Regions from separate parts of the Homo sapiens genome. Here region 2 is linked to region 1. A link is a loop called in an ENCODE intact Hi-C map of the cell type or tissue named here. Cell type or tissue: HCT116. All regions are shown on one strand. Each heading gives the region's core, and the rest is flanking DNA. Links, peaks and the distances in the headings are about the cores only. Region 1 overlaps ZBTB20 (zinc finger and BTB domain containing 20). Region 2 overlaps ZBTB20 (zinc finger and BTB domain containing 20).

The links. Peaks named below come from ENCODE experiments on the same cell type or tissue, not always from the same donor. Only the 100,000 strongest peaks of a DNase experiment are listed, where the experiment ranks them.
Region 2: a loop joins it to region 1, with 2.4 times the contacts of the local background. A loop is called at or near these places in 2 of 110 quality-filtered maps.

Annotation. Positions count from the first base shown.
Region 1 is chr3:114,702,047-114,711,651 of GRCh38, forward strand. The region is part of intron 5 of ZBTB20 (zinc finger and BTB domain containing 20); the gene reads right to left. Among named protein-coding and RNA genes, the nearest start is that of MIR4796, 37 kb to the right of the region's middle. In HCT116, for the core only: no CTCF peak of the experiment used is centred there; DNase peaks (open chromatin) are centred at 4,735, 5,358 and 5,556; H3K4me3 peaks cover 1,367 bases; H3K27ac peaks cover 4,624 bases.
Region 2 is chr3:114,645,034-114,654,638 of GRCh38, forward strand. All of the region lies in intron 6 of ZBTB20 (zinc finger and BTB domain containing 20), which reads right to left. Among named protein-coding and RNA genes, the nearest start is that of MIR4796, 94 kb to the right of the region's middle. In HCT116, for the core only: no CTCF peak of the experiment used is centred there; DNase peaks (open chromatin) are centred at 4,508 and 5,978; H3K4me3 peaks cover 2,013 bases; H3K27ac peaks cover 8,000 bases.

The DNA.
Region 1 (9,605 bases), core at 522-8,521:
CAGATGATTGGCTAGGCATGGTGACTATCGTCACCATGGGAGTCGCTTTGGGAGGCTGAGGTGGGTGCATGGCTTGAGCCCAGGAGTTTGAGACCAGCCTAGACAACATGGTGGAACCCCATCTCTACAAAACACAGTGAAAAAAAAATTAGCAGGCATGGTGGCACGTGCCTATAGTCCCAGCTACTCTGGAGGCTGAGGCTGAGGCTGAGGATTGATTGAGCCCAGGAGACCGAGGCTGCAGTGAGCCATGATCGTGCTACTGCACTCCAGTCTGAGCGAGAGAACGAGACCCTGTCTCAAACCCTCCACCCCCAAAAATCAGATGATTAATACAACATTAACATTTCAATCTGGATGTGTGTGTTTGTGTGTGTGTGTCTATGTGCATATAAACCTATAAATATACACATACACAGATGAATTTTTTTGTCTTTGTCAAAATTTCTGGTAATTATTATAAAGTATTTGACAAAAGCTAAACAGTAAATATGTTACACCAGGAGAAAAGGAAACAAAGAACAAGAAAAGAGGAGTATGTGTATGTACATACTTCCCTCAGAAATCTAATCCTAAAACATTTTTTAAGCTAAATGGGACATAGTGCTTTAGTCTAAATTGTGTGTGTGTGTGTGTGTGTGTGTATGTAAAGATAAAGGACTTTTACTATGTTATTTTGGCAAGTGATTATTTTTCTAAAATCTTTGCTGAATCGTTTTATGTAGATATACTATAATACTCTTGAATAAATAAATACTTGTTCAAGTTAACCTTAGAGCTCATCAGGTAAATAACAGAATTTAAAAAAGAATCTGTAGTCTGAAACACTGTAGAGTATGCCAACTTTACACATTACATTAAGTATTCGTTCAAAATAATTTATAAATTGAAAAGTATACTCCATTTTATTCAAACAATGCAATTTTTTAAATGAATCTTACACAAATTTGTGTGTGTGTGTGTGTGTTAGAGAGAGTGTGTGTGTGATCCTCAAGACCACTGAGTCATTCTTTAAAAATATTTTAAAATCATAATTTGGTGAAGAACTTAACAACAAAGTAACTGAAGCCAGATTTGAGAGAAGAAGAATGAACAGTTCTTCAGGAAGCACCAATTCATTCCTTAACATTCAATAAGTCTTTATTGCTTCGCCCTTCCCTCCTTTTTTTCCTCTAGTCTAAACTCTGATTTGGAGCAGAAGTTAGGAGGAACACGTATTCTGGTCCCTCTTCTCTCATCCCTGTAAGGAAAAGCAATGGTAGACTAATGACAGAAAAAGCAATTGCAACAACTTTGGCAGTTTTGTGGTACTGGGAAAAAGCAGGCTTTGTATTTGTACATTTCAAGGAATTTCTTCAAATTTTAGCTTCTTTGAATGTTCCTACAACAAGCTGAAGGGGAGATAAGATCTGCTAGGGAAATAGATGAGGTTTAGAGAGGGAAAATGGAGGGACTACTTTTTTTTTATTCAAATAGCATTCAAACACATGAGCAAGATATAACTTGCAACATTAAAAAGTAAATTAGCTAGCTAAAAATAACTCACAATACCCTTCTCACTAAAACAAAATAAAATAAAGCAAAAACTCACAACCAATTATTTTGACTGGTAAAAACAGACAGTGATATGAAAGTAACAGATGGAAGCCCAGTTTTACTCACACAACACACTCACTAAAGACAATTGCAAGTGTCCCCATGACAATAACTTAACAATGGTCACTTTAGCCTGAGATATCTCCTTTAGGTGAGTTTCCTTAAAGACTTCAGAGGGGCTTGTAGAAAATACTGTAGAACGAAACCAACTCATTTGTCTATATGTAGAAATAGGCAAGAGTTGCAAATCACAGCCTGTGGACGAAAGGGATCCAGGTGTCACATTTGCCAAATCTTTTTGCAAGACTGGAATAGATATTCTTTTCTTATTTATTTTTTGTTGTATGGCAGTATTTTTAGGAGTGGTGACATTTCTGTACTTTTAAAAACACAACACTACACAGCACCTAAAAACTTTCCTAAATCAAATAATTAACAGTAATAAATCTTCCTGCTAATTTCTCCTCAAAGTTGAAAGAAAGGTTATTTTCTTACCTCACACTGAGCCTTCTGATATGACAGTGTCATTCAGTCAATAATTTCAATGTCAGTTACTGATTTCTAACTCTTTTATTACAAAGACTTCAAGCAATAATGAAATGGTGCTGATCTGCTTGCTTTCACTCTATATAACGTCTATATTTATATGCTTATGCTTCTATTTGGATCTATATTTATCTGCTTTATCTGCCTACAGTGCATCTGTTTCTCATACACACAGACATATATTTATATATATACACACATACTGTATATATATATATAGGTTATATATAAACACACATACCCACAAAAATGTATGAATGTATGCTAGTGAGCTTACTTCAACAACCATGCAGGTGCATAAATATTCAGGCACATGACAAATATACAAAGAACATAAATGAACATGTAAACATAGTTACACAGGAAAAAGAATATCTTAACAACAGCCCTGTCTGCCATACTTGGCTGTTGGCCTTTGAGACTTATACACTGTTGAATGATATGTCATAGACTACTCTGAGAAGCAGAAAAATCTTCTGAAGGCAAAAGTATATGACTAAATCAAGATAATGAATTCTAACTCTCTCATTTTCGCAATGAGGAGTCTGAGATACTAAGGTGAACAGCAAAGATTTTACAGCTTTCTGGAGGCAGAGCTGGAAGTTTTACCCAAGTCTCTGCCTGCTAGACAAATGCTCTTTCTACTACTATGCTGAATTGAAAGGATGAAAACAATTTTTTCAAACCCAATATCATTATTTTCTAATTGCCACTCTTTCCCATTTTTCCCTTTTCTTGCTGTGTGAAATGTAAACAAACAACATTCACTCAGGGTCAGGCACTGTTCTAAATATTCTATATGTACTATACCATTTAATCTGTAAAATATCTCTATATAGTAGGTATTATTATTCAAAATCTTAGTTTAGTGAATTAAATAACTCACTCAAAGCTACACAGCTAGTAAGGAAAAGGGCTGAGCTCCCATAATACTCAAGACCCATGTTTTTCTCACTTAACTATGATGCCTTCCCTAATACATATTTGTATATAATACTAACCCTTCCCTCACCACCACAGCCTGATAGTCTTAGAAATCTAATATTTGATCTGTTTCAGAACACATAACAAGTTTAAAGGTTCTCTCAGCCTGAGGAAAAAAAATAAAGGGAAGTAGAGCAGGTATAAGTTACATCCCTAGTATGCAGCACATGCCCTATACTAGAGAACTGAAATATGCAAAATTCCCCCCCAAAATTACTCCAATGATAGTGTGATGTGATTTAAAGCCTTAATAACTTCCAGTCTATGAACATTTTATGTCTTTTGCAAAGGATTATGGCAAACTGATAATATAGAATCAGATTGGAAATAAGACCACAAGAAGGCAAAGGGAAAATAGCAAAAGGAAGAAAGACCCACACCCACTTCTTCTTCCTCTCTTGGCACAACACTTCCAAAAACAAACACCCATTAAAAACAACAAACCCAGTATCAAAATTTGGTATTTTTTTCCCCACTCAAGTGTTAGAGACAAATTCAGAAAAGAAACTAAGTCTACGTATGGTAGGTAGTTTTATACAAATCTCTTCAGATAGTAACCAGTTGTGAGCCATCCGAACACGGAGGAATTTTACACTTTGGCCAGCTAACCCAGAACCCAGCACTGGGAGATGTCATGTGGATTTGTGAAACTCCCTGGGGCATACTGCATCCATAAGCCAAAGAACAGAAATTATACTGATCCATACATGCAGCTCTTCATCTGTGCCATATTGATAATTACTCTTCATTTGTGAATTAAATCCTAGTTATAAAAACAACTTTCAGACATTTGTCACAAATGGCACATTTTACTTAACTCTTTCATAACACCATCTAGCCACGGTCTATAGGAAATGGGAGCTACCATACTCCCATATAGGTCATGATATTATAGGAAGAATATGATGTAGAGAAAGAGAGAGAGAGAGAGAGACAGACTTGAGTTTGAATCCCAGGTTTTCCATTTATTAACAATAAAGCTGTAGGCACATCACTTAAATGATTCTGAAACCTCATTTTCATCACCTGTGGAATAAAGAATAAAACCACCTATTTTGCAGGAACGTTGTGAAGATTAGAGACATCCCAGCACAAAGACCCCCTCATAAAAGGGGGCATTAAATATTAATTATTGTATATTTAAGAAGTCTATTTGTGTGTGACTTTCTCTTGTATTAATGATACATAAATCTGCTGGGAGTAACAGAAGATGTGAGGTACTTTTTATGCTTTTTTAATCAAAGACAAACTTTTTGGTGATCACATGTGTTCCATGTAAAAGTGGAAATAAAAGCATATCACAGTGTAACATTTTCAGTGGACGATTTTAAAGCACTTAATAACCCTTGACTTTTTGTGATTGCTGGCACTCTCATTTAACAGTTGGGCAAAATGGGGTTCAGAGATACATCCTCCAAATCAGTAATAATAATAAAGAAATCACCAGCAGGGGTTAGTAGAAAGTCTGTTTTTAACATCTAAATCCCACAGTGTCCAGCTAAGGAATAACTGCTGCAAGGTCACAGATACAAAAGGCCACACTTTCCCCAAAGCTCTTTGAGATTATTCACTGAGGCCAAAACATTAGGTAATGCTGTGTACATCTGCTGAGATAACAAGGGTGAGTCAGGGTTAGGTCACGGTTTCAGGTTAGAGGGGTGGGGTGAAGAGTGGCTTTCAGATCAAATGACGAGAGTAGTTTAATTTAAGCAAAGAACAAACCATACAGTATTTTAAGTAAGAGGGGAAAAAAAGGGGGTGCAACTACAGCCAAGAGAAGGTGGGTGGGAATATAGACCCTGTGGGGGTCAAATGGGTAACTGTGGCTCAAAGAGGAAACCCACCCACATTCACACACACTGAAAAGCGAACAAAAAGCCCAGGGTGCAGCATAAATCCTGCTATCCCAATAACACACACAGATGTTCCACCATTGTTTTCTTTTATGCACATTTTAATTAAGAGATCAGAATCAAGCATTAAAATGTTATTAAATGGCTTGTTTACATTTTTGCTATATGTCATTTATAATGCATTTTCTAAATGTGTGTATATCTATTCGGAAGGACTATTTGGAATTTTTACATCAGTGCTACAATTGTCCCACTAACTCACAGTCATTTTTGCTAACCAAATATGTGTCAGAAATCCTTTTCAGTTTAAGCAACTGGACAGGAGCTCTCACTCTTTAATTCTCAGTCAAGCAATTCCCTACCCCCAATCACACCTCCTTTAAGCATGACAAAGTCCACCACAGTACTTCAAGACAATAGGAAGGCCCAGGTACACTGGCAACCTTTCTGATTTTTCACAAGAGTCCCAGTTTCAAATATTCTCCCATTGTGCTCACAAGAAAATAGTCTTCATATACATGCCCGACCCTTTCCCTAGAACAGTTTTGAAAATGTCGGGAACTCAAAGCTACCACATGAAGGACCCTGACCTATGAGTGTCCCCTGGAGGGGACACAGTGGAAGAAGCGGGAACTAGTAGATTTTTTTTTCCTCCCCACAATCCATCTTCTATTTGCAGTCTACAACTTATCCCTATTTGCCTGGGCAGGAATTTGAGTTCTCTATATTATTCTGGAGTTAAAACAGGTATGCCTTTCCCGTCTCTCAGATTCCACAGATATCATGACTGATGCACACAATCCACCTGCATATGTGGATCACAAGTATCCTGTAGTCTGCTGGCACCATATAACTTAATTACTTTTAACCACAGGGCATTGTCCTAGAAGCCCACTATTTATATTGTACCTTATCAATCATGGTACTTGGAATTGCAAAGTCTCAGAAAGCAGGAATCATATCTCCTCCACGTTCAGTTCAATGCCTAATGCATTGTGAGTGTTCAGTTAGGACAAGCAAGAGAGGTAAGGTTTTTTCTTTCTTTTTGTTATTTGTTTGTTATCCAGGATAAGCAGAATGCTTGTACAGAACATGCATAAGAAAGAAACGCAATCTAATCTCACTGTCAATTTATATTCTGTAAACTGTCTCATTTGCAGCATAAATGACTACAAAAATGTTTTGGTTACTCTAAGTGTTAACCTTAAGGTAAGAGTTAAATTAAGTCTGCTATAACTGGTGGACCAGAAAGGACTCAGAGAAAAGCAACAGCATGGCTTTGAATCAAATCACTTTTGGAAGAAAACTTTAAGATGTTACCACCGAAAAAATAAAACTGGCAAAATGCTCTGGAGGGCATCTTAGCAATATGCATCAAAAATTTAAAAAATATATGAAGACTGTTGACCCAGAAATCTCACCTCTAGGAATGTATCTAAAGGAATTACTCAAAGATCTACACAAAGATTTAGAAGCAAGAATGTTTACCATGGCATTATTTATAATTGTGAAAGACTGGTAACCTTGTCTGACAATAGAGAGTTGATTAAATAAATGACAGTACATTCCTAGACTTAAATACTATGCAGTTTAAGAAATCATATTTTAGATACCACTTAATTACATGAAGAAATGTTTTTGGAATACTGTTAAGTGAAAAGGCATATAACCAACAATATATGTACAGGAAAATATATTGTTTAAGTAAATATTGCTAAGTTAAATATTGTTAACTTAAATATTGTTTAAGAAGTGATAGTTGTGTACACACAAAGTGCAAAAAGACCAGAAAACACTAGAAGTGCTTGTTTCTGGGTAGAGAAATTATAAATAATTTTTGTTTATTTGAACTTTTCCATAATAAAAGCACATTTATTTCATAGTAAAATATTACTTAAAATATTCATCTATACCAACCTTCCTTCTCTAAAGGCCTAAAAGTGACCCTCTGTAGGCACTCTTTTGTCTCTAGAAGTCTTCCTTCTCCTGTTTTTATAGATGTATGTGTTGCATTCTAAAATCTTAAGTATTTGGGACTATGTAGTTATAAAAGATACCCTACCAATTAAACAAATAAAAAATCTTATTAAATCTGTGGTTTTAATCTTAGGTTCCTGCTTAGAAAAAATACCAATTTCTCTTTAAGTCCTATATTTTGCTTTCAATTCAGCCTCCATAGTATTAATTAGTTATATTATTTAGGCCTGCAGCAGAACAGTTTCATAGTTCTTCTCATTCTCACAGTTCTTTGTAAGAGACACCACCCCTCTCATGGTTCTTACTCACCCCTACACCCACAATTGACCATAGGTAATTGTGCAAGAGACCACAAATAGAAAGAAAATGAAGGAAGCCTTAAAAGGCCAAGGTAGTTCCAAGTTATAAAACAGAGAAAGGCTGAAAATTTAGGCAGAGATGTGGAGAAAATCCGAGCCATGACACTTAAGAATGAACTGGAGTAAAGATCCATGAGCACCTGGTGCAGGGAGAGACAACTCTACCTATCAATCCAGTACATGCTACTCACACAGGACTATTAATTCTAGTAAATAACCACAGCTTTAGGAGGGGCAAATGTTCTGGAATAGGCTGCCTGTTGAAAATACAAGTGCTAGGGCCTTTCCATAACCTATAATCAGGACTTCCAGAAGTAATATCCAGGCATCTTCATTGAAAGCTCCAAATGTGATTCTGAATTATACTAGAGGTGAGAACCAATGGGCTACTGGGGAAGTTCAAATCCCTTAGCTCTAGCCAACTTTTATAAATTCATCTCCCTTAACTTCACAAACATATACACTCTGCTGATGCTAGACCGGTGTCCTTGTTCTCCATCCTTGCTCCGTCATAAAGAGAAAGCTAGTTTATGTCTTTGTACAATCTACTTATGACTTTATATCTTGAATGCCCTGACTGCTCCTTACTACCTGTTTAAATCTTCACTAATTCCAACAATGGGTTAGAGTTTCACCTTCCTATGAATTCACATTGATTTTTCCTACACATTAAACTACAGAATCTGTGTCTTCCCCTATTTCTACTCTTACATCAATATGAAACAATAATTTGTTTGTCTTACAACTCAATATGATCATAAACCATATGTGCCCTTAGAAAGTGTTCACATGGTTTTGTTGGTACCTCTTTGCAATGTATATCAGGGAATTTTAAAAAATAGCAGACTGAATTGAGACCAGTACTTGCATGTTCATCATCATATAATATGGGACATGTATATTTACCTCCAAACATTCTCAGAGTTCATTCTTCGTACCCTGTAGGCTTATGCTGTAAAGAAAATACATATGCAGAAATAAAAACAGAGTTTGAATCTCCAGTCCTAATCCTTCCTCTGAACTCCTGTCTCATGTATCCAACTGCCTACTACATCTCTTTATTTGGAAAAGAATTTCAAATTCAACATTCTCCAATACTAACTCATAATCATCTCTTTCCCAAATCTGCTCATTTCTCCATATCCCCTATAGCTCCCAACTCCATGGGATATTGCCATTTATCCAGTGGCTGGGGTGAAATGCCTGAAATTCATCACACCTGATGTCTCTCTCATGTAAAACCACATTGAGACCCTCAGCAACTTTTGTCAGCCCTACCTTCAAGTTATGCAGAGTTGAACCACTTTTCATCCCCTCCCCACTGCCATTGCCCTTTGCATAACTGGGCTACTATGATAACTACTACATGCTCTTCCTGTATCACCCTGACCCTGTAGACTGTTCTCCACAGTGTAGCCCTGGAACTCTTTTAATATGTAAATGAGATCATACATGCTTAAAAAAATCCTCTATAGCTTTCTGTCAGTCTTTATCATGGCCTGTGTGAGCTGGTCCCTACTTATCTACATGATCATTCTTACTTTGGTCCACTTGAGCCACACATTTCTTCTTGCTCTTCCTGGAAAATTTCAAGTTGTTCCTACTCCAAAGTCTTTACAATATCCATCCCCTTTCCCTAAAATGTTCTTCCTGCTGGTCACCACATGCTTAGGTTCTTCTAATAATTTAAATATTTGCTCAAATATCTTCCACTCGGTGAGACCTTTCCTACTTACCCTATTTCAAATAGCACTTTCTAAATTATATATCCCTATTTTCTACCTCCTTATTATGCATTATTTTCTTCCTAGATCTGATCATTATTTAAAATGATTTTTTTTTGTTTACATAATTATTGGCTGTCTCTCCTTCCACTATAAAATAAGTTTCATAGGAAACTTTGTTTAATTTCTCACTATATTCCCAGTAATTAGAACAATGTCTGAAACATTATAGGTACTTGATAGCTATTAAATGACTGAATGAATAAGTAGATGAATAAAGTGTTCCAGTACTTATAAATCTCATCCCAGTCACATAAACTTTAAATAGGAAATCTTTATTCTGCATGGTGCAGCGGCTTCTCTGGATTGTCCCAGAGGCCTCTATTCTTTCCATCTGACTGCACAGGCCAGTCTGGGAAACCACCTACATGCAATAGCTCACATGTCTTATAATAAACTTCTTGGGAGGAGTAAGTCAAATTAGATAGTTAACTAAAAATAGTATCTCTGAGTTTATAAAGGAGACGTTTTCCCAGCCCAACTGGTCCTGGTAAGTTAGACTGGCA
Region 2 (9,605 bases), core at 1,026-9,025, 57 kb before region 1:
TAATATAATATAGTTTATTGCACACACACACTATGAGCTCCACGATGTTCGTTGAACTATTACAAAGTTTAAAGACATACGAAATTACAGTAAGAGCCATCCATATAAAAATAAAATGTTAGTGTTTGGAAGGACCAATTGTAGGAGACTATATTGGCGAGTTAATACAAAAGATCATCTTTTGTTTAAGAGTTCATATATTTTTGTGTAAATTATATCTATTTACAGAAATTTTCTTTACTACCAACTGTTCTCAAACCCATTCACTAATAAATAATTACTATATGTGATTACTTAATATTTACCTCAAACCTTTATGAATATCACTGAAAGCATTACTGGCAAATTAATTATATAGGCAAATGGTGAGGATCTCTCAACCTCACCTCTCACCTTCTTCCCAATCACTCGAAGACTGACTATATCAATTTGTCTTGTTATCCAGAAATTGGCTTTATTTGTTAATTCCAGAGATGCTTCAACTGTAGTTTCAGCCAGCTGTTTCCTTACATCTTTCTGGGTGGCATCAGTTTACAATGCATAGCATTGTTGAGGGTCAAAGTTATTTTATTTTGGTATTACTATTGGATTTTTCCCCCAGTGCCTCAAAGGGGAATGTTGAGTCATGGAGATGTAATGTGACTCCTTAAACTAAGTAGACTTCTAATACAAGTATACTTTTATTATGGAGAAACCAAATTAATTTTATCAATTAAATGAGAATTTATTTACCATTTGCCTTTACCAGATATTTCATTAGACACAATTCTCAGACTTTACACAATTACAAAGAATGTTGTATAAAAACTATCTATAAAGCAGGAGATATTTCATTCTTAGTTTTTTGCCAAACAAATTATGTTGCTTCGAGGAACAGAGGGAAAAGAAACATTGATGAAACACAGCCCTCAACTATGGCATAAAGTCCAAAGCACAGAGAAGGTCAGAAAAGAATAAAGCAGTTTTGCAGAATTATTATGATAGGGAGTACTGATAAAGAAGAGTCAACTTTTTGGCCTTAGTCATTTACTGAGTTCCTTTATTAAAAATAGAGCATAAACATTTTAGAAATAATTTTTTCTCAATCTTTTTTTATAAAACCTCTACAGAAAAAAGAAGCGTTATGTGAAAAGCAGCTAAATGGGAGGAAAGTAGGGGTCTGTGGGTGAAACAGGAGGTTACCATTGCAAACCCTGTCCTTGATGCCCTCACTCAGTAGGACTGGTGGATGGAAGAAGTTTGAAAAACTTTTATGTAGAGATGAAGAAAAGTAGAAGCCCTAGTTTACAGAGAACGAAAGATACATTTTTCTTCTGTGTAGGTAGAGTTTGTATTTGGAGAAGGAGGAGACTCCTTTCTTCTGATGAAAACTCCTTCTTCCAAGAGAAAACTCCATTAGGAAAAATGGAGCAGCAGTGAGTGAGAGAGACCAGGTTTAAGATTTGTTTTGGAGGTTAAATTTGTTGTGGAAGTTGACAGAATGTGGTGAAAGCAAGACACATCATAAAATAAGCCAAAAAAAATCTCTCTCTTCCAGCTCATTGTATATTGGAGAGTTAGTTGACTTTTCTACTGTAAATGTAAAGAAAACAAAAGTTTCATTCATCCTCCTGTAATGATGCCAATCTAATTTGCTATTAAATTTCTATTCAAAAGCCCTATTTTGTTTAGTTACAAGGGATTTGATCCCCTTAAACTTTCCCAGGCAATTTGTATGGAAAGGCGGTTGCTAAGGGTATTCCTAAGGGAACTGGCAAACGTTGGAAGATAAATAACCTCAGTACAATATGCAGATTAAGTAGAAGGGATGGTTTAAGAGTTACCTTTTGAAGGAAAAATAAAAGATTCAGAATTCAGGGCTAGAGTTGCTAGTTAATCACTGATTTGAAGGTACTTAATCAAGGCAGTTTTATTTTATTTTATTTTATTTATTTATTTTTTTTTAGACAGAGTCTTGCTCTGTTGCCCAGGCTGGAGTGCAGTGGCGCGATCTTGGCTAACTGCAAGCTCTGCCTCCCGGGTTCATGCCATTCTCCTGCCTCAGCCTCCCGAGTAGCTGGGACCACAGGCACCTGCCACCACGCCCAGCTAATTTTTTGTATTTTTAGTAGAGACTGGCTTTCATCGTGTTAACCAGGATGGTCTCGATCTCCTGACCTTGTAATCCACCCGCCTTGGCCTCCCAAAATGCTGGGATTACAGGCGTGAGCCACCAAGCCCGGCCAAGGCAGTTTTATACTTCTCAAGAAAGTAGAACTTTCACATTGTTCCTCTTGGGAATAAAGGTAAAATTATCATAGAGAGGAAATTAGAGAGAAATGTTCACCATTTCCTTCCTTATATTCTTCCTTTCTTTCCTCTCTCTATCTCTAGAGCTCTTCCTCAAAGATTCAAATAACCAAAAATATGAAGCCATGGGTGGCAGCTTGGAGTTCTCAAAAGTCCAAAGTGAGGTTAGCTTCTGACCAAAACTTTTGGCAATTTCCTTAGGTTGAGTGAAAGAAGCAATGTGAAAAAGCATGAGTTTAGAGTCAGTCAGCCATCAATTTAAAATCAAACTCCACTATTTATTATTGGTGTGATCTTGAATACATTAGCCAACCTCTTTATAGTCCAGTCATTTCTAAAGAGGTGATTATCTATGAAACCTGTATTACATATACAATGTGTAAGTACTCAGTAAATACTCAGTACTTCTCTAGTATCTCTCTAATTGGATTTGGCTAGTAATCATGACAATTGTGGGAGAGAAAAAAAAAGATATGTAATCCTGAGGGCACTCAGTCTCTGTAACAATCACTTGATAAATAATCAGGTGATACTTCGTTGACATCTCTTTAATCTTCCAATTGAGAAAACATTAGGAGTAGAAGAAAAATGATTAATCTCCAACTTCTGTCATTGGAAAATAACTAAAGATCAGAACTATAAGAAACATAAAACTTTTCTAGATTATTAAAGTTAACCTTTTAGACATTTTCCACAATCACATGGTATGCAAATTTTAACTAAATTATTTTACATTAAATGTATTTTGTGCTATGTTTTGACTAGTTGATTTTACTGTAGTATAGAATGTATTATGACATTCCATTATCCTCTTATTACTCATCAATAAAAAATTTATTGAGAAAACAATTAATTATAATTAATATTTATTATTCATTACTAGTAGGCATTGTAGTAATTACACTATTATTGGTATTTTAAATATCATTAATAGCTATAAACATGTTATACATAATAATAATAGAAACCATTTGTGGAGTGCTTACTGTGTAATACATTTTGCTAAGCATTTTATATACATTCTTAAAATTAATAATTTCAAAGATTTAATGAGCTAAGTGTCACCAGATAAACGAGAAGACATAATAATCTTTATTTATTAAAGGAAAACTTGCCATATCCACACAATCTTCCAAAGCACTGATAGAACAGAATGATGGCATGATGGCATCTTAAATTTAGAAAGTGTCATTCATAAAAGTGTACTGTTAACTACTAATTTGTGCTATCTGCAATAATAATATTATATTACACAAGATGGAAAGGCTACCCCCTAAAAGATAGCATTTGATAAATTGTACATAAAAATCTAGAAGAATAAGAGTATAACAGAGGAGTGAAATTTGATCTGAAATACAGAGAAAATTAAGAAAAACAAAACATGTTAGCCCTACTGGAATTTGTCTCAATGTATTTCAAGGTTCAAAGTATAGCAGAGGAAGATCATTGACACTGTCAGAGGATTATCATTAAATTTCAACCCAAAGGCAACTAACTCAAACTATGCAGATATGGAAAGTAGTGTTTCCTAAAATGAAACTAAGGCAAATATTATTTATTCTAGCTTCTACTCTTTTGACTAATCAGCTGACCCAGAAATTAAATATTTAAAGGCTTAAAAATAATATAGTTTTAAGAAGTTGACCTATACGTTACTAAATAAAATGATCCTCGTTGTATTTGAAGTAGCTCACCATTTAAAAATTTAATCTATGTCCACCCATTTTCTTTCTTCCCAAATAATACAATGATTTAATTACCCCACAGTTTAATTTGACAGAGGAGCCAAAAAGATACACTATTCCTTCATTGTTAACTTTAAGGAGAAAAATACACTATAAACTATATTAGAAATCTTATTTTTTGGGTGTCCACCACAATGTTTTCACTACAAAATCCCTTGCTGCCTGAATACAAAATGTTACCATTCAATCAGATGAGTCTCCATGAAGTTAGAAACATTCAAGTGAAACTCATAAAATAAAGAAGATATACTCTAAAAATTCCAGTTCTTGAGAAGCTGTTTACACACAAAAGGGCTATTAAAAGTGAAAGGGTAAGTAGAAAATCTTCTGGGCTCATTTAATAAAAGAATGTAGAGTTCCATGGGATTCTTTTCTAAAGAAACCACTAACAATGTTGCAGATCTACAAATCCTAAAAGAGTGCATAATGGACTCAAGTCTCTGCTTTGTGACTCATGGGTGTACTTCATCAGGATGTACTTCCTCTTTTAGGGGGTCATATAGGTGAATAAGCTGACAACACCTTCAGAGAGAGAAATTCCACATGTGTCATAGGAATAGAATTTATTTGATCTCAAGCTTTCTATATATAGAAAAAAAACAAATTCTAATCCAAACTTTAATGAATTCAGTATTGTTGTTGTTGGTTTGCCTCTAGAATGTCTCTTTTGACCAAGTCACATTCCTTTAAATTTACACTAGGTAAATTATATATTTTCCAAATCTTTTATAAAAGCATAAGCTAAATGAGATAACATTAAAAGGCTGATTGGAGATTTCCCTTTAAAAGCAGTCATAAGAACAACAGCAATAATAATATAACAACAATATACACTACATTTTGGGCACCATGCTTTGAATTTATATACACTAATATTATTAAGGCAATCTGTGCTTTTGAGAAGCTACTCCAGACTAGGCACTACACAAACTCTGCCACACACAAGAGAGAAACAATTTCAATTACAAAGAGAGCTAGAAAATAAAATGGATAAGAGTATCATGAAAGATTTTTTGTAAAACTGAATAGATCCTTTCATGTTTCTCAGTTTTAATCTCTCCAAATATCCCTATTGTCTGCTTTTTAAAAGAAAAAACACTGTAAAAATTCTGAAAAAATTATTCACAAAGAAAACTTCCACTCGTTTATATAAAGCATTATTATTAACTTCATAACATGCATAATATCATCTATTTCTGAAAGACCATTGAAAAGTAGCCATAAAAACTTAAAAAATTGAAAATAATCTTTAGAGATCAACAGGCCAGGAAGAGTTCTAAGAATATGCATTGGCCTTTACTAACCATTTTCAATGCCATGCACTTTTGTCTGTCAATACTTTCTCCTGTTATTTTTAATATCCCTAGATTAAGAAATATTAACATCTATTTACAAAAAAATATTCTAACAGTTTCCCCCACAAAAGCATATTCCCATGAAGATCAAGAAAACAAAAAACATAGCAGGGAGTCAGTATTCTGACAGCCTTTTAGTCTTCTTCATCTTCTTCCTACTATTATTATTAGACCTACTGCCTATTACCAGTAGGCTTTTTAAAGGTCTTGGACATAAATATCAGTTGTTAAGTTGCTATTTTCATGGTCATTTAAAATTATTTCAACCATAAATGCTTTTAATTTCCTGAATATCTTAAAGCTGTCTAAGTATAAATATTCTCCCATTATATTCCTCTGTGCTAACACAATAATCTAGTTGGAGTCAAGTTTCATGAAAATAAGAAAATTGGTACATTATAACATTTTAAACACTGAAAAATAAACGTGATAGCTGTAGGATGTAAAGTGTAGTCAGGCCTGTAGAACTTCGGATGCATCATTTTACAATATCATTTATCATTTTGATAAAACTGAGGTCAAGTTTCTAAAAATACAACTTGTTAAAAGCAGGAATAAATGAATGAGAGATGAGTCAGCTCGTTTGATGGAAAGGGTTTAAAAAATACTTCAAAAGCATACCACATGACTTGGTAAATATTCAGTGTATCAAAATGTAGTTGCCATCTGGCATTGATAGACTGGGCTAGAATATGTGTTTAAAAAGAACAAGAAAGGAAATAACTCAGCCAGGTTAATGTGCACTTGTCTACATTTCATAATTCAGGTATTAAGTGCTTTAATAAATATTCACTATGAAAGAAAGGCTGCATTACAATCAGACTTGGGCAGTATTTGTTGGGGACAGCTAGAAAGAAATGAAAGAAGACAAGACCTGATGGCACTTAAGAAAGCTAAAAACAACAATAAAAAAGTGGTTTAGGTAAACAGAATTCTCAATCATATGTAATATTGCCAGAACACTAGTATCACAGTTAAATGCAGGGAAGTGGTAAGCTTATATTTGAAAATAAACTGAAATCTTGCTTATTTTCAGCTTTGAATATTTTAATTATTCTTTTCTTTGGCTTTGACAATTTAAAAGTATAGAGAAATCCAGGGAATAAGTAAAACCCTTGGTTGGATAGTAAAAAAAAAAAAAAAAAAAAAAGGAAAAACGAAAAAGTCCTGACATTCTTTGAAGTTTTAAACCTAGAGTTTGATATTAACTTTGCAATATGCAACAAAACAAAAAGTAAATTTGAAGGACTCCTCTTTTCTCCCTCTTGCTCAAGAAATAAAATATATTTAGAAAGCAGTATCATTCACAAAAGAGAAAAGTGAACACGAGCAGTGAACACTTGCCCAAGCGTTCGACTGTCCAAGGCTGTATCTGGGCTTGTTAATTAGATATTTCTGTCTTTAACCTTGAACATTCTCCAGATTTCCAAATCTTGACAATTTACATTCTACCACATCTCTTGGAATCAGAGCAATAGGCAGAAGAGAAAAGTTTTAAAACAGCTTTGAAGGTTAATTAGGACAGGGACCAGGGTAGCCATTAGGAAAATAGATGAAGCACTTCAGGTGAGAGTTGATTAGGGTCAACATGAAATTTTTCAGAGTTGAGGTATAATTTATATTCAGCAAAATTCATGGACTTCAAAATGTACACAGAATGAGTTTTGATTTTGATAAATTTATACACCTATGTATAAATATGTATATATAAAAATGTATATATTTACCACCATAACAGAGACATAGAAAGTTCCTTTGTGCCCCCTTCCAGTTAATTTCTATCTCCCATAAACAACCAGCATTCTGATTTTTATCACGATAGAATAGTTTCGCCTTCACATAACTTATGTATACTCTTGTGTCCTGGCTCTTCTGCATACCATGTTTCTGGAATTCATCTACATTGTTGTATCATACTCTGTTTTGTTTTATTTGCTTGTTAGTATTTCATTATATGAATATACCACAATTTGTATATCCACTTTCCACATTTGGGTGCTTCCAGTTTTAGGCAATTACAAATAAAGTCAGTATAAACTTGCCTGTACAAATCTTTTTGAGGGCATTATTTTCATTATTTTTTGGTAAATAACTAGGAATGTAATTACCAAACAATATGGTAGGCATATGCTTAACCTTAGAAGATACTGATCCAATGTTCCAAAGTAGAACTATATATTTACAGAAAGTCTTGAAATTAGGTAATGTGAGTCTTTCAACTTTATTCTTTTTCTAAGTTTTCTGCAATCTCATATACATTTTAAAATAAATTTGACAATTTATCTTAATGTTAGAAAAACAAGATGTTGATATTTTGATGGTGATTGCATTGAATCTACAGATAATTTGGGGAAAAATGACACTTTAGAAATACTGAGTATTCATCTATAAATAACGGATTTTTCTCTAAGGCCTTTTAAAATTTTGAGTGGGGAATCTTACATTCTTTTGTTAAACTTTTATTTAAATGTCTTATATTTATAGGCTACTGTAAATTGATTTTAAAACTTCATTTTCAAATTATTTGCCGGTACTACATAAATGCAATCAATTTTTGTATATTGATCTTGTGACCTTCCTAAATGCACTGTTAGCTCTATTAGTTGTTTTGTATATCCCCTAAGAGTTTCTAATGTAAACAATCATGGTATTTGTGAATAAACACAATGTTACTTCTTCCTTTCCTATGCTTATACCTTTAATTTATTTTACTCGTCTTATTGCTCTGGCTAGGATCTTTAGAACAACGCTGAACAGAAGTAGTAAGAATATATATCTTTGCCTTCTACTATATCCCAGGAGGAAAGCATTCAGATTTTATCATTAAGGACGGTATTAATTATATGTTTTCATAGAGGCCCTTCATCAGATTGAGGAAGTTTCAATCTGTTCTAATTTTCTGAGAGTTTTCACTGTGAATGACTGTCAAATTTTTTCAATTGCTTTTTCTGCATCTATTGAGATCATATTTTTCTTCTTTATTAGGATGCATTTACAGTGATTTATTTTCAAACGTTAAACTAAAGTTGCTTTTCTGAGATAAATCCTACTTGATCATGAGGTATTATACTTTTTACTTTTTATTGTTGAAGTTTGTTTGCTAATATTTTGTTAAAGATTATTGTGCCTAGAACCATGAGGAATATTGGCCTATACTTTTATTTTCCTGTAATATCTGTCAGGTTTTGCTGTTGGGATTATGCCTGTCTCATAAATCAGGAAGTGTTTTGTTTTTACCTCCTATGTTTTCTGAAAGAGTCCGTGTAGGATTAATATTATTTCCTCCTTAAATGTTATATAGAATTCTCCAGGGAAACTATCTAAACCTGAAGTTCTTTTTTTAGGAATGCTTTTGACGACAAATTCAATTTCTTTAATCAATAAAGGAATATTTTGATTTCTTTGGTTTACTATGCCAGTTTTGTTAATATGTTTTTAAATAAATTTACCTATTTTATCAAAGTTGTTGAAATTATTGACATGAAGTTTTCATAATATTCCCTTGTTATCCTTTAATATTGTTATGATATGTAATGATAATCTCTCATTACTGATATTCATAATTTGTATCATCTCTTTTTTCTTGAACTTTTCTGTTATAGCTTATAAATTCTGTTAATCTTTTCAAATATTCATGTTTTGCTTTCATTAATCTTCTTTGTAGTTTGTTTTTATTTCACAGTTTTCTGCCTTTGTTATTTGTTTTCTTTTTTTACTGCTTTTGGGTTTAAAATGATTATACTTTCCCACTTTCTTAAAGTGGAAACCTACGCTATTGATCTTAAACCTTTCTTCTTCCTTCTAATTTAGGATTAAAAGCTCAAAATTTCTGCTAAGCTTCTCTCTGGCTCATATTATAAATGTCAATATATTGTATTTTCATTTAATCAGTTTCATAAATTTCAATATACTGCATAACTTAATTTAATTATTTTAAAATTTCATGACTTTCAACCATGAGGTATTAAGTTTGTTGTGTAGTTTCCAACTGGTCTTTTCTAGATATTTTATTGTTTTCTTTTTTTATTTCTAATTTAATTAATTATAAACAAGAAGCATATTTTGTAGTATCTCAATCTTTTGAAAATGTTTGAAACTCATTTGATGAACCAGATTAGGGTCTACTTTAATAAATAAAGTAGAACATACATACAGGACTCTATTCCTGTATGTTTTAAATATGTTTTAAAGAACACATATTCTCCAGGTGGGAATA